Regions from separate parts of the Homo sapiens genome. Here region 1 is linked to region 2. Evidence: chromatin contacts called from ENCODE POLR2A ChIA-PET data. All regions are on one chromosome and are shown on one strand. Each heading gives the region's core, a stretch centred on a gene start or an enhancer-like site at or near the end of the contact. The rest is flanking DNA. Distances are from core to core; before and after follow the strand shown. Region 1 overlaps APOO (apolipoprotein O). Region 2 holds the start of EIF2S3 (eukaryotic translation initiation factor 2 subunit gamma).

Region 1 (6,836 bases), core at 3,395-5,894, 170 kb after region 2:
GTGGTGGCTCATGTCTGTAATCCCAGCACTTTGGGAGGCCTGAGGTCAGGAGTTTGAGACCAGCCTGGCCAACGTGGCAAAACCCCGTCTCTACTAAAAATACAAAAATTAGCCAGGCGTGGTGGTGTGGGCCTGTAATCCCAGCTACTTGGGAGGCTGAGGTAGGAGAATCGCTTAAACCCGGGAGGCGGAGGTTCCAGTGAGCCGAGATCACACCACTGCACTCCAGCCTGGGTGACAGGGCGAGACTCTGTCTCAAAAAATAATAATAATAAAATAAATTTTAAAAAATAAATTTCACTTATGAAATTTATATAAATAGTTGTAGTAAATTCCGACTCCATATATGATTTATCAAGGTAACTGCTTTGAAAAGAAAACATCTATTTAAAAAAAATGTTGTAAGTAATACTGAAATACTTTTCCTTGTAAAAAGTCAAAATAGTACAGTTGGTCAGGTTGCTATTGTCCACCTCCCCCCAGCCCCCTTTCCAGAGAAAGCCTCTGTTCTGTTTGGTGTGTGGCCCTACATGTTAGAAAGGATTGCTGGCCGGGCATGGTGGCTCATGCCTATAATCCCAGCACTTTGGAAGGCCGAGGCAGGCAGATCACCTGAGATCAGGAGTTCGAGACCAGCCTGGCCAACATGGAGAAACCCCATCTCTACTGAAAATACAAAAAAAATTAGCTGGGCGTGGTGGCAGGCACCTATTATTCCAGCTACTCAGGAGGCTGAGGCTGGAGAATCACTTGAACCCAGGAGACGGAGATTGCAGTGAGCCGAGATTGTGGCACTGCACTCCAGCCTGGGTGGCAAGAGTGAAACTCTGTCTCAAAAAATAAAAAATATAAAAATAAAAGATTGCTGTATAAAATGTAGATACTGTCCTGAATGCTCCTTATGGAGGAGAGTATTCTGTATTCTTTTGACGTTTCAAGAATTGTGGACTCATTTCTCTTGATTTTTATTTTTATTTATTTATTTATTTATTTTTCAGACGGAGCCTTGCCCTGTCGCCCAGACTGGAGTGCAGTGGCGTGATGTCGGCTCACTGCAAGCTCCGCCTCCCAGGTTTTCTCCTGCCTCAGCCTCCTGAGTATCTGGGACTACAGGTTCCCACCACCACGCCTGGCTAATGTTTTGTTTTTTTTTTTTTTGTATTTTTAGTAGAGATGGGGTTTCACCATGTTAGCCAAGATGGTCTCGATCTCCTGACCTCGTGATCTGCCCGCTTCGGCCTCCCAAAGTGCTGGGATTACAGGCGTGAGCCACCGCGCCCGGCCTTTCTCTTGATTTTTCATTCAATTTACAACACGTTACTGAGGACAACAGTGTAGCCTGATTTTGACAAAATTTTTTTATTGTCTTCATCATTTTGTTGTATTCTGAGTTCTTTCACATAGTTCTTTTTTTTGTGTTGGTTACTTAGAATAAGAATAATCTCAAAAGTATTGTCAGTGTTCATAGTTTGTTTTTTTTTTTTGTAAAAAACCCATTTCAGATTTTTACCTCCTAAATAATTAGAATCAGATTAAAATAGTTTTGTTTCGAGTGAAAAATGCTGTCAGAATGGAAATTATTGCAGAAAAGGTTGACTGAGGCCAGGCGCGGTGGCTCACGCTTGTAATCCCAGCACTTTTTTTTTTTTTTTGTGACGGAGTCCCGCTCTGTCGCCCAGGTTGGAGTGCAGTGGCGCGATCTTGGCTCACTGCAAGCTCCACCTCCCAGGTTCACGCCATTCTCCTGCCTCTGCCTCCTGAGTAGCTGGGACTACAGGCGCCCGCCACCATGCCCTGCTAATTTTTTGTATTTTTAGTAGAGATGGGGTTTCACTGTGTTTCTAGGATGGTCTCGATTTCCTGACCTCGTGAACTGCCCACCTTGGCCAATTCCAGCAGTATGAGAGGCCAAGGCAGGTGGATCACCTGAGGTAAGGAGTTTGAGACCACCAGCCTAGCCAACATGGTGAAACCCTGTCTCTACTAAAATTCCAAAAAGTAGCTGGGCATGGTAGCGGGCGCCTGTAATGCCAGCTACTTGGGAGGCTGAGGCAGGAGAATCGCTTGAATCCGAGAGACGGCGGAGGTTGCAGTGAGTGGAGATCGCGCCACTGCACTCCAGGCTGGGCGACAGTGCGAGACTCCGTCTCAAAAAAAAAAAAAATAATTAGCTGGGTGTGGTGGTGGCTGCCTGTAATCCCAGCTACTTGAGAGGCTGAGGCAGGAGAATCGTTTGAACCCCAGGGGCACGGAGGTTGTCTTGAGCCGAGATTGCGCCACTTCACTCCAGCCTGGGTGAAAGAGCAAAACTCTGTCTCAAAAAAAAAAAAATTTATTTTCATTCTTTATCATTAAAGAGTTGCTTTTATGTTGTCCTTTGTGTGGCTTGTAGGATCATTAAATAAGGTAGAGAATCTCATAAAAACAGTTTTGGAGAAAGATAGTTGAAAGCATAATGTCATACATTTTAAATATATAAATGTAAACTATATATAGAAATACATAAAGTATTATATATACTTAAACTATATAAACTATATTTTTAAGTATATATAGTATGTATAAGTCTATAAGTATATATATACATATAGTTTATATACATATATATAAACTTGGTAGAAGGGTAAGATACTGTAAGTGTATATATACTTACATAGAGAGAGTTTAAATTATTTACATGGAAAATAGAAATAATATATTCCATCACTCCAAAAAAAAGGTCACCTTTGGATATAGCCTGTTTGAAGTAGCAGTTGAAAAGCCTGGTAACATGTCCCTCAGGGAGTTAGAAACACAGGAAACACACAAGCCTGAGGCTTAGGGAGAGGCCCAGGCTAGGGATACTGATTTGAGCATCAGTAGCATATGAGTGGGAGTTAAAGACTTAGATTTTGGCCAGGTGTGGTGGCTCACGCCTATAATCCCAGCACTTTGGGAGGCTGAGGCAGGTGGATCCCTTGAGCCCAGGAGTTTGAGACCAGCCTGGCCAACATGGCGAAACCCTGTCTCTACTAAAAACACAAAAATTAGCTGAGCGTGGTGGCGGGCGCCTGTAATCCCAGCTACTTGGGAGGCTAAAGCATGAGAATCCCTTGAACCCGGGAGGCGGAGATTGTAGTGAGCCGAGATCAGGCCACTGGACTCCAGTCTGGGTGACAGAGCGAGACTCTGTCTGAAAGAAAAAAAAAAGAAAGAATTAGATTTTAATGAAATTGCCCTGGAGTGAGAAGAGGAGAGAGTTAAAGACTACTCCATGACTCATCAACCTTGAAGAGCTATGCAGAGGAAGAGAAGGCCCAAAAGGGGAGGAGAGAGTACCTAGAAAGCCTCTAGAATGGGGATAGGGTAGAATCCTGTAAGCCAAAGAAAGGGGTTGAAGATGTAGAGTAGTCACCAGTTTCAGGGTGCAACCAAGATGCCAGATGTCCAGTGGGGTTTAGCAACTGGGAGGCTATTGGTGGTCTTGGGAAGAAAGGTTTTAGGTGCATTTAGTAGTAAAGGGAGGAGGAGATAAAATTGAGAAAGCAAACAGAATCTGCCTTTTTGACTTTGTGCTTAAATGCGGATGCTCCTCAGCTTGTGGTGGGGTTGCATTCTGATAAACCTATCATAAGTTGAAAATATCATTAAGTCAAAAATTAACACACCTAACCTACCAAACATCATAATTTAGCCTACCCTCCCTTAAATGTACTCAGAACACTTCCAGTAGCCCACAGTTGGGCAGAATCATCTAACACAAAGCCTATTTTATAATAAACTATTGAATGTTTCATGTACATTATTGAATACTGCACTGAAAGTGAAAAGCAGAATGGTTATATGGGTACTCAAAGTGCGGTTTCTACAGAATGCGTATCGCTTCTGCACCATGTAAGGTTGAACCATTTGTAAGTCTGAGACCATTTGTATAACATACATATAGGAAAGTAAACGGGGCATAAGTGAATTTTTACAAACTAAACATACTAGCACTCTAGAAGCTCTTCTCGTGGCCCTTCTAGTCACTACCCAGCTTGCTAAGGGTATCCACTATTCTGCCTTCTAACCATAGTCTACTTTTAAAATAAATTTGTCAATGGAAGTTGGTAGAAGGGTAAGGTAGTTGTTAGAGAGGGAATTAGGGGTGGAGGGTATTTGTTGTGTTTTGTTTAAGACGGGAGAGATTTTCTTGAATGTAAATAAATGTCATAATTTCTCTAGTGGGTGGCCAGTCACTCTGTTTCTTTTTATATTTAGGACAGTTTTCATTTTATACTTTCAAATGTTTTTAAAAGTATGTTTGAGTGCTTATACAAACTTAAGTTGAATAACTGTTCTCTAAGCATATGTTTGTGGAATGGTGGTTTTCAAAACTTTGCTTATCTTGGGAATAGATTCTTGGGCCCCTCTTAGATTCAGAGTCAGACACTCTGGGGGAAGCTGTTAGAATCTATGCTTTTAAAAAATTCCCCAGGTGGGCCAGGCGCGGTGGCTGACGCCTGTAATCCCAGCACTTTGGGAGGCCGAGGTGGGCGGATCACGAGGTCAGAAGATTGAGACCATCCTGGCTAACACAGTGAAACCCCGTCTCTACTAAAAATACAAAAAATTAGCCAGGCGTGGTGGCTGGTGCCTGTAGTCCCAGCTACCAGGAGGCTGAGGCAGGAGAATGGCATGAACCCAGGAGGCGGAGCTTGCAGTGAGCCAAGATCGCACCACTGCACTCCAGCCTGGGCGACAGAGCGAGGCTCTGTCTTAAAAAAAAAAAAAAAAAAAAAAAACAACTCCCCAGGTGATTCTGAAACCTCTTGTGTACACAGGCCTGCAAAAGCCTTCTATCATGAAGCTGGCATATATTATAAATGGAAGTCTAATAAGATAATAGTTCTGTAATTGTGGGAGAAAAGAGTCACCCTTTTTTTAAATGGGAGAGAGTATTCACTAGATTCTCTATAAAGTTGAAAAAGAAAGCAAGTTGTTAGGTATTTGAGCCCCACCATTCATGAGAGTCTGAATAATTCTGAGGGTGACTTATTTAGCTTAAGGTTTTTATTTGTCTTTAAGGCAGTTTTACTGGAACATAATCACAACATGATCCCAGAGCTATGGAATTCTGGGCAGTCAGTGTACTTTTATTTGCAAAGCAAGAACAGTTTAGCCTTCTGGACACCCATTATGATTTGTTTGTTTACGACCTTACCAGATTCATGTCTTGGTAAACTGTGTCTAAGAATCTACCTTTAAAGCTGAGGGAGCTGACTGATAAACTCAATCTTTTTATTTTATTTTATTTTTTGAGGCAGAGTCTTGCTCAGTCACTCAGGCTGGAATGCAGTGACGCGATTATAGCTCACTGCATCCTTGACCTCCTGGGCTCAAGTAATCCTCCCACCTCAGCCTCCCAAGTAGCTGAGACCATAGGCATGCCCCAAACACCTGGCTAATTTTTTTTTTTTTTTTTGTAGAGATGGAGTCTTGTTATGTTGCCCAGGCTGGTCTTAAACTTCTGGCCTCAAGTGATCCTCCCACTTCAGCCTCCTAATAAACTCAATCTTATGCCTGAATCTTTTTTTTTTTTTTTTTTTTTTGAGATGAAATCTCACTCTGTTGCCCAAGCTGGAGTGCAGAGGTATAATTTTGGCTCACTGCAACCTCCACCTTCCAGGTTCAAACGATTCTCTTGCCTCAGCCTCCCGAGTAGCTGGGACTACAGGCACATGCCACCATGCCTGGCTAATTTTTGTATTTTAGTAGAGATGGAGTTTCAGTGTGTTGGCCAGGCTGGTCTTGAACTCCTGACCTTGTGATCCACCTGCCTCGGCCTCCCAAAGTGGTGGGATTATAGGCGTGAGCCACTGTGCTGGGCCCTGAATCTTTTTTTGAATGTTAATTTATTTTTTAAATTGTGGCCTGAGTCTTTGATTAAATTCATAAGCTTCCTGGAAGCTCTATAAGAGCAGGGACCTTGTCTGCTTATGTGTTTTATCTGTTTAGTACCATGTCTGACATGATGTGGGTGTGCAGTAAATATTTGTTTTTGAAATAAAACCCTGGTTGACCTCTTCTAATTGTTATATATAACCTTGCTTGCCTGACCAGATTTGTTTTGCCAACATCAGTCCTTCGCAAGCTTCAGTGGAGACAGAGTAAGAACCAAATGTCTTTAAGATGATGACAGCCTACCCCTTTACACTTCTTGTTAGGGCCTCATCTAACCCAACACCAATACTGGTTGCTCTGTTTCCATTGACAAGCCCCTTGCGGGCTGTGCGAAACAAAAGTTTTGAGACATAGAGAGTCTAAGGTCCAAGATAGAGTGTACCTTGATACTTTGCTGGGGAGTAGGATCAGACCAGAAAGAAAGAAGAGTTAGCCACAAGAGTGAGAAAACTCAATGACACTCCCTCTGAGGTTTGCAAAGCTAAGGGCCACCAGTTTACCTTTAAGCCAAATTTTCGTTTTCTCTGTGACTATGGGTCTTACAGCTGTATTCAAAACCTCAGAGAAGCCAACACATTAGAGTCCTTACTTTGAGACCCCCAACTAGCTGAATGCCAAGAAAGGCATTTAGTAACTGAAGGGTATACTCCCGAGGGGCTGGATCTAAAGAAATGCCACCTTTGATCTAGCCTGTAACTTAGCACTAATTGGAGATTCAGCTCTTAACAGAGCTTGCTTGACTTTGATTGAGCAAGCCTAACTCATATAATGCAAAGTAGACCATATCTAATCAGTTCTTGGCAGGTGCATATGTACTCATTTTCTGAGCCAACTCATCTGCCCTGACCAGGGAGTGTACCTGGCAACAAGGCTTCTCAAGGACTATCACTTGGGAAAGGGAGTGCTCAGGGCGT
Region 2 (7,342 bases), core at 1,002-3,501:
ATACAAAAATTAGCTGGGCGTGGTGGCGCATGCCTGTAGTCCCAGCTACTGGGGAGGCTGAGGCAAAAGAATCACTTGAACCCAGGAGGTGGAGGCTGCAGTGAGCCGAGATCGTGCCACTGCACTCCAGCCTGGCAACAGAGCGAGACTCCGTCGCAAATAAATAAATAAATAAATAAATACAATTAAAGCCAAAGCCATAACTTGCTGTAAATATCAACATAAAACCAACAGTGACTTCAATTTTTCCTCCTCCATACCCCTTCCTACTAGAAACGTGTTCTCATATAGGACTTAAGAGAAACTTCCATGTAACTAACAGCTTTACTTAAAAAATATACTCTGGGACAGACAGGGTCTCCTGCTGCTGCCCAGGCTGGAATGCAATGCCCTGATCACAGCTCACTGCAACCTCAACCACCTGGGCTTGAGCAATCCTCCGACCTCGGCCTCCTTAGTAGCTGGGACTGCAGGCATGCACCACCACGCACAGCTAATTTTTTGTATTTTTTGTAGAGATGGGGTTTGGCCACGTTGCCCAGGTGGTCTCCAACTCCTGGGCTCAAGCAATCCACCTGCCTTGGCCTCCCAAAGGGCTGGGATTACAAGCATAAGCCACTGCACCCGGCCAGAACTTTATATATTAAGGAACCTTCCAGCATTTCCAGATTAAACAGGTATGATGGGCCCTGACACAACAAAAAGGGATCTGTGAACAAACAAGGAAACAACCTAAGTTTAATTGCAACTTGTTCCGTTGATCAAATTATTGGGTCAATATATGCACAGTAATTTGCTTTAACTGGTATAGTCTTAGCATAGGTTGTTCGGAGGTTAGGTTATGCTCCAAGGTCACCTCAACCAAAATTTTTAATGCAGGGGCAGTAGTTCAAGGCCTGTAGGCTTATTTGGGCTTTGTTTGCATTAATAAATTAAAGCTCCAGACTGTAATACTGTAACTTTAATAGCCTCATGGTGGAGTCTTACTTTTTAACTAGGTTAAAAACTAGTCTTACTTTTTAACTTACTTCTGTACTTTTTAACTTACTTTCGTACAAACTGTGCTGTTTGTACAAACTCAAAATGTCCAAAATTTACACTCAGTCAACGTAACTTCTCCTCTAAAGTTCTAGGTGCCAATTAAGAAAAAAAACCTTCTATTTAATCACAGCTTGTACATCAAATAAAACTTTCATAAATTCTGCCCTTGAAATAATCCTGTGTGTCAAGTACAGCCACATTTTTCACCTCTTCCTTAAACTTCTGCTACATATGACTACATACTGCCTTATGCTATTAAACTTTTCTTATGTCTCCATTTTTTCTTCTTACCGAGTCTGTAAGCTACATGTGGGCAGCATTCTTTGTGCTCCCCCTGCACCGCAAATGTAGCAGATGCTTTATTCACAAGGACTCAGTATCTATTTCTTGAATATCTGAATCCTCATACTATTCAAGTAATCACACAAAAAGTGAGGTTAAAATTAATTGTTGGAGACCAAGGTTAGGTCTCTTAAGTTACTCTTACCTATGTTAATTGTGGCTTGTCTGCTGATAACTTCGTGTGAAAGTGGCGTCAACTTGGTAACATCCTGCAATGAAATATATTTTAAAACACTGCACGTAAAACAAATGAGAACTTTTCCTTTGACTTTACGTTTGCTATCTACATCTTGCCACCATCTGCACAGCTTTCCACTACTTCTAAAGCTCCTTTTCCCTATCAGTAACTTTGTACTCCTATGGCTGGGAAGCTGTTAAGAGCCCTTCATCATTACACAACAGACTACACCTCCACTCAACTATTAGGGGATATCTGGAAGTCAGAGATCCCCCCAATCTTGGGAACATTAGCACTAAAAGTAATGCAGACAGGACACCCCCTTCCCAGACGTTCAGAGGCTGAAACCATGACAATCAACATCAAGACTTTCCAGCCGAACCCTCCAGAAGCTAGAAGTCCCACGACCGTACACGCCTGCGCCCAGATCGTGGACTGGCCTGGGTACAGGCGGCGCGAGCATGGCTTAGGGCGCCCAGTTCCAGGTCTCCCTCCTGACCCAGGCTCCTGACCCATGCTCCCGACACTGACTAGTCCCAATACCACCGGGAGGCTCGGTCACCTCCACTCCTGAGCTCACTCTGCATCCTCCCCAAGCAAAACCTCACCAAGGTGGTGAGATCCTGACGCGAAAGATGCGGCTGCCCTAGAGTCACTCCAGCTTCTCCGCCCGCCATGTTGCCAAAAGAGGAAGGAAATCACCCCGGCTGCCGCCTGATCATCTGCAGGGGTCCTAGTGCGGGGCGGGGAAGCGGAGACGGGAAGGCCGAGTAGGGGCTCAGGATGGCCGGTGCAGCAGCGGCCTCACTGCTTGGACATCTCTCCGCTTGAATCTGCACAGTGCCTGTCGGTAGGCTGAGTGGAAAACACGGTGCGAAGTTGCTGGAGCTATTCGTCGCAGACCTGGTAGATATTTGTGCAGGCAATACTGAGGGCAGCCACCAAACCCCCGCCCCGCCGGCCCGTGCGAGGCGGGTGATGCAACCCGGCGCGCGCGCTGGCCTGGGAGAGACCATTTCCGTTTCCTGTGGAGTTTCCCGAAACCTGGGAATCAGCTAGGGTGTGGGAACAGAGAAGAGGGAGTGTCCTCCCCGCCCTTTTTTTTTTTTTTTTTTGAATACCGATTTCTGTAATTTAATAAAGCGAGATCGGCTCGGGGTCGGCGCCCACCTATGACGGGGCTCTTGGCTGGGAGAAGGCCGCGTGCTGAGCCCCGGCGGGAGGTGGGGCGGGCGCCCCCGCGCGGAAGTTTGGTGAAGGGCTCAGAGGGGCAGGGCTAGCAAAATCAAAGTCCCCAGCTTGTTCCCAGAGAGCGATTTCTAGGGCCCGGGAGGTGGGCCTTGGTGACGTTAGATTGCGTTCCCAGTGAATATAGCTAGGTGTCGTAAGAGCGTCTGAAGTTCGCTGGTTTGTGTGTGTGTGTTTTGTTTTTTTTTTTCTTAAAGAAGCAGATCCAAAAAAACCTCGATTACCGATAAATCGGTATTTTAAAATTTAAAGAATTTTGAGACCTTAACCCACTTTTCGTCGTGTTGAAAAGCAGTTGAGTGATTTGTTTTTCTCCTTGCATTTCTATACAAATTTTATCATAAACAGCTATTTCCTTTTTTGTTTGCAATAAATTTATTTCCATAAAAACTTGTTAGACAGCTATTATGCAAAAGTATAGTAAAGAGAAGTGAAAAGATAATATGAAAGCCACAATGACGAATACTGAGAAGCCAAGCTCACTTTAGAATACTTGTAAGTAGTCATCAAGTTAGCTTATTTAGGAAATAAATATTATGAGGCCGGGCGCGGTGGCTCACGCCTGTAATCCCAGCACTTTGGGAGGCTGAGGCGGGTGGATCACGAGGTCAGGAATTCGAGACCAGCCTGGCCAATATGGTGAAACTCCGTCTCTACTAAAAATACAAAAAAAAAAAAAAATTAGCCGCCCGTGGTGGCGGGCGCCTGTAGTCCCAGCTACTCCGGAGGCTGAGGCAGGAGAATGGCGTGAACCCGGAAGGCGGAGCTTGCCGTGAGCTGAGATCGCGCCAACCGCACTCCAGCCTGGGTGACAGAGCGAGACTCCGTCTCAAAATATATATATATTATAAATGAAAAAAATGAGGGAAATTAGGGAAAATGAGGGGCAATATGAGAAGTGAAGAAAGGAATTCATTAAGGTGATAATTGCTACCTCTCTTTTTTTTCCCCCCGACTTTTAAGTTCAGGGGTGCATGCGCAGGATATGCAGGTTTGTTACATAGGTAAACTGTGTGCCATGGTGGTTTGCTGCGCAGATCATCCCATCACCTAGGTATTAAGCCCAGCATCCATTAGCTGTTCTTCCTGATGCTCTCTCTCCTCCCACCCCCAGCCGTCAGACAGCCCCCAGTGTGTGTTGTTCCCCCGCATGTGTCCATGTGTTCTCACCACTCAGCTCCCACTTATAAGTGGTAACATGCGGTATTTGGTTTTCTGCTCCTGCGTTACTTTGCTGAGAATAATGGCTTTCGGCTCCATCCATGTCCCTGCAAAGGATATGATGTTGTTCCTTTTTATGGCTGCATGGTATTCCATGGTGTGTATGTACCACATTTTGTTTATCCAGTCTATCATTGATGAGCATTTGGGTTGATTCCACGTCTTTGCTATTGTGAATAGTGCTGCAGTGAGCATATGTGTGCATGTATCTTTATAACAGAATGGTTTATATTTTAGAGGCTATATACCCAGTAATGAGATTGCTTGGTCTAATGGTATTTCGGCCTCTAGGGCTTTGAGGAATTGCCACTCTGTCTTCCACAATGGTTGAACTAATTTACACCCCCACAAATAGTGTAAGAGCGTTCCTTTTTCTCCACAACCTCGCCAGCATCTTTTGTTTTTTGACTTTTTAACAATCACCATTCTGACTAGTGTGAGGTGGTATCTCATGTGGTTTTGATTTGCATTTCTCGAATTATCAGTGATATTGAGCTTTTTTCCGTGTTTGTTGGCCGCATGTATGCCTTCTTTTGAGAAGTGTCTGTTCATGTCCTTTCCCCACTTTTTAATGGAGTTGTTTTTTATAAACAGCTATTTTAAACCAGAAAAAAAATGTAAGGAGAGGTGAATAAGAATTTAGGTTTTCTGGGCCGGGTGCGGTGGCTCACGTCTGTAATCCCAGCACTTTGGGAGGCCAAGGTGGGCTGATCACTTGAGATCAGGAGTTCGAGACCAGCCTGACCAAAATCCTGAGCTGGCAAAAACCCTCCTAAAAAATAGAAAAATTACCTGGGCGTGGTGGCACTACCTGTAATCCCAGCTACTCGGGAGGCTGAGGCAGAATTGCTTGAAACTGGGAGGGGGAGGTTGCAGTGAGCTGAGATTGAGACATTGCACTCTAGCCTGGACAACAGAGCCAGACTGTCTCAAAAAAAAAAAAATAGAATTTAGGTTATCTGTGTGTTCATTGAATACTTAAGTAAAATTTATATGAATACGTGTTTTATATCACATAAATTTTTGGTACAACAATTTAGCTAAAATAGGAAGTTATGTTTCAATAAATGCATGCATTAGTTAAGTGATGGTGAAAACTGGAGGTAATCACTTTAATCTTACATTCTTTTTTTTTTTTCTTTTTTTTGAGACAGAGTCGTGCTCTCTCGCTCAGGCTGGAGTGCAGTGGTACAATCTCAGCTCACTGCAACCTCTGCCTCCTGGATTCAAGCAATTCCCGTGCTTCAGCCTGCCAAGTAACTGGGATTACAGGTGTACGCCACCACGCCCAGCTAATTTTTTGGTATTTTTACTAGAGACAAGGTTTCACCTTGTTGGCCAGGTTGGTCTCAAACTCCTGACTTCAAAGTGATCTGCCTTCCAAAGTGCTGGGATTACAGGCCTGAGCCACCACGCCCCGCCTTAATCTTAGATTCTAAATATTTATACCAGCCAATTACAAAAACACACTGAGGTGATTAAAATGCCGGGGTATTATACAGTGGTGATGATTGCACATCTTTGTAAATATGCTAAAAACCAGTGAATTGTACAGTTTAATGTGGTGAATCTTAGGACATGTGAACTTTATCTAAATAAAAAAATCCGGCCGGGCTTGGTGGCTCACGCCTGTAATCCCAGCACTCTGGGAAGCCAAGGCAGGTGGATCATGAGGTTAGGAGTTTGAGACCCGCCTGGCCAACATAGTGAAACCTGTCTACTAAAAATACAAAAAAATTTCCCGGGCGTGGTACTGTGCGCCAGTAATCCCAGCTTCTCGGGAGGTTGAGGCAGGAGAATCTCATGAACCCGGAAGGTGGAGGATGCAGTAAACCCAGATCGTGCCATGGCACTCCAGCCCGGGATACAGTGCGAGACTCCGTCTCAAAAACAAAAACAAACAAAAAAAAACAACTCCAGCGAGATAGCGCCACTGCACTCCAGCCTGGCTGACAGAGTGAGACCCTGTCTCAGAGGAAAAAAAAAAAATACAGGCCAGGCATGGTGGCCTCGTGCCTATAATCCTAGTGTGTCCGGAATTGGTGGGTTCTTGGTCTCACTGACTTCAAGAATGAGGCCGTGGACCCTCGCGGTGAGTGCTACAGCTCTTAAGGTGGCGCATCTGGAGTTTGTTCCTTCTGATGTTTCGGATGTGTCTGGAGTTTCTTCCTTCTGGTGGGTTCGTGGTCTCGCTGGCTCAGGAGTGAAGCTGCAGACCCTCGCGGTGAGTGTTACAGCTCTTAAGGCAGCACGTCTGGAGTTGTTCGTTCCTCCCGGTGGGCTCATGGTCTCGCTGGCTTCAGGAGTGAAGCTGCAGATCTTCGCGGTGAGTGTTACAGCTCATAAAAGCAGCGTGGACCCAGAGTGAGCAGTAGCAACATTTATTGCAAAGAGTGAAAGAACAAAGCTTCCACAGTGTGGAAGCAGACCCAAGCAGGTTGCCAATGCTGGCTCGGGCAGCCTGCTTTTATTCTCTTATCTGGCCCCACCCACATCCTGCTGATTGGTAGAGCCGAGTGCATTTACAATCCCTGAGCTAGATACAAAGGTTCTCCATGTCCCCATCAGATTAGTTAGATACAGAATTTTGACACACAGGTTCTCCAAGGCCCCACCAGAGCAGCTAGATACAGAGTGTCGATTGGTGCACTCACAAACCTTGAGCTAAAGAGAGGGTGCTGATTGGTATGTTTACAAACCTTGAGCTAGATACAGAGTGCCGATTGGTGTATTTACAATCCCTGAGCTAGACATAAAGGTTCTCCAAGGCCCCACCAGAGCAGCTAGATACAGAGTGTCGACTGGTGCACTCACAAACCTTGAGCTAAACACAGGGTGCTGATTGGTGTATTTACAATCCCTGAGCTAGACATAAAGGTTCTCCAAGGCCCCACCAGAGCAGCTAGATACAGAGTGTTGATTGGTGCACTCACAAACCTTGAGGTAAACACAGGGTGCTGATTGGTGTATTTACAATCCCTGAGCTAGACATAAAGACTCTCCACGTCCCCACCAGACTCAGGAGCCCAGCTGGCTCCACCCAGTGGATCCGGCACCGGGGCTGCAGGTGGAGCTGCCTGCCAGTCCTGCGCCGTGCGCTCGCATTCCTCAGCCCTTGGGTGGTCGATGGGACTGGGCGCTGTGGAGCAGGGGGTGGTGCTCCTCGGGGAGGCTGGGGCCGCACAGGAGCCCATGGAGTGGGTGGGAGGCTCAGGCATGGCGGGCTGCAGGTCCCGAGCCCTGTCCTGCGGGAAGGCAGCTAAGGCTCCGTGAGAAATCGAGAGCAGCGCCGGCGGGCTGGCACTGCTGGGG

What was found. ChIA-PET counts read pairs that join two places held with the same protein, here RNA polymerase II (POLR2A).
Region 1: POLR2A ChIA-PET joins it to region 2 with 28 read pairs in PC-9. The contact joins the enhancer-like site here to the promoter of EIF2S3 in region 2. POLR2A ChIA-PET finds 5 or more read pairs at or near these places in 6 of 52 experiments (A549, A673, MCF 10A and 3 more).

What each region holds. Positions count from the first base shown.
Region 1 is chrX:23,887,584-23,894,419 of GRCh38, reverse strand. All of the region lies in intron 1 of APOO (apolipoprotein O), which reads left to right. Among named protein-coding and RNA genes, the nearest start is that of APOO, 17 kb to the left of the region's middle. Within about 2 kb of position 4,644, at least 3 of the 41 ENCODE cell types and tissues checked have a DNase peak (open chromatin) inside an H3K27ac peak, as active enhancers do.
Region 2 is chrX:24,049,865-24,057,206 of GRCh38, reverse strand. It overlaps EIF2S3 (eukaryotic translation initiation factor 2 subunit gamma), which reads right to left and starts at 2,251. Exons shown (of 12, transcript NM_001415.4): 1 at 2,170-2,251; 2 at 1,529-1,592. The coding sequence starts at 2,238. RefSeq lists enhancers at 1,993-2,062, 2,083-2,632 and a silencer at 2,693-2,902.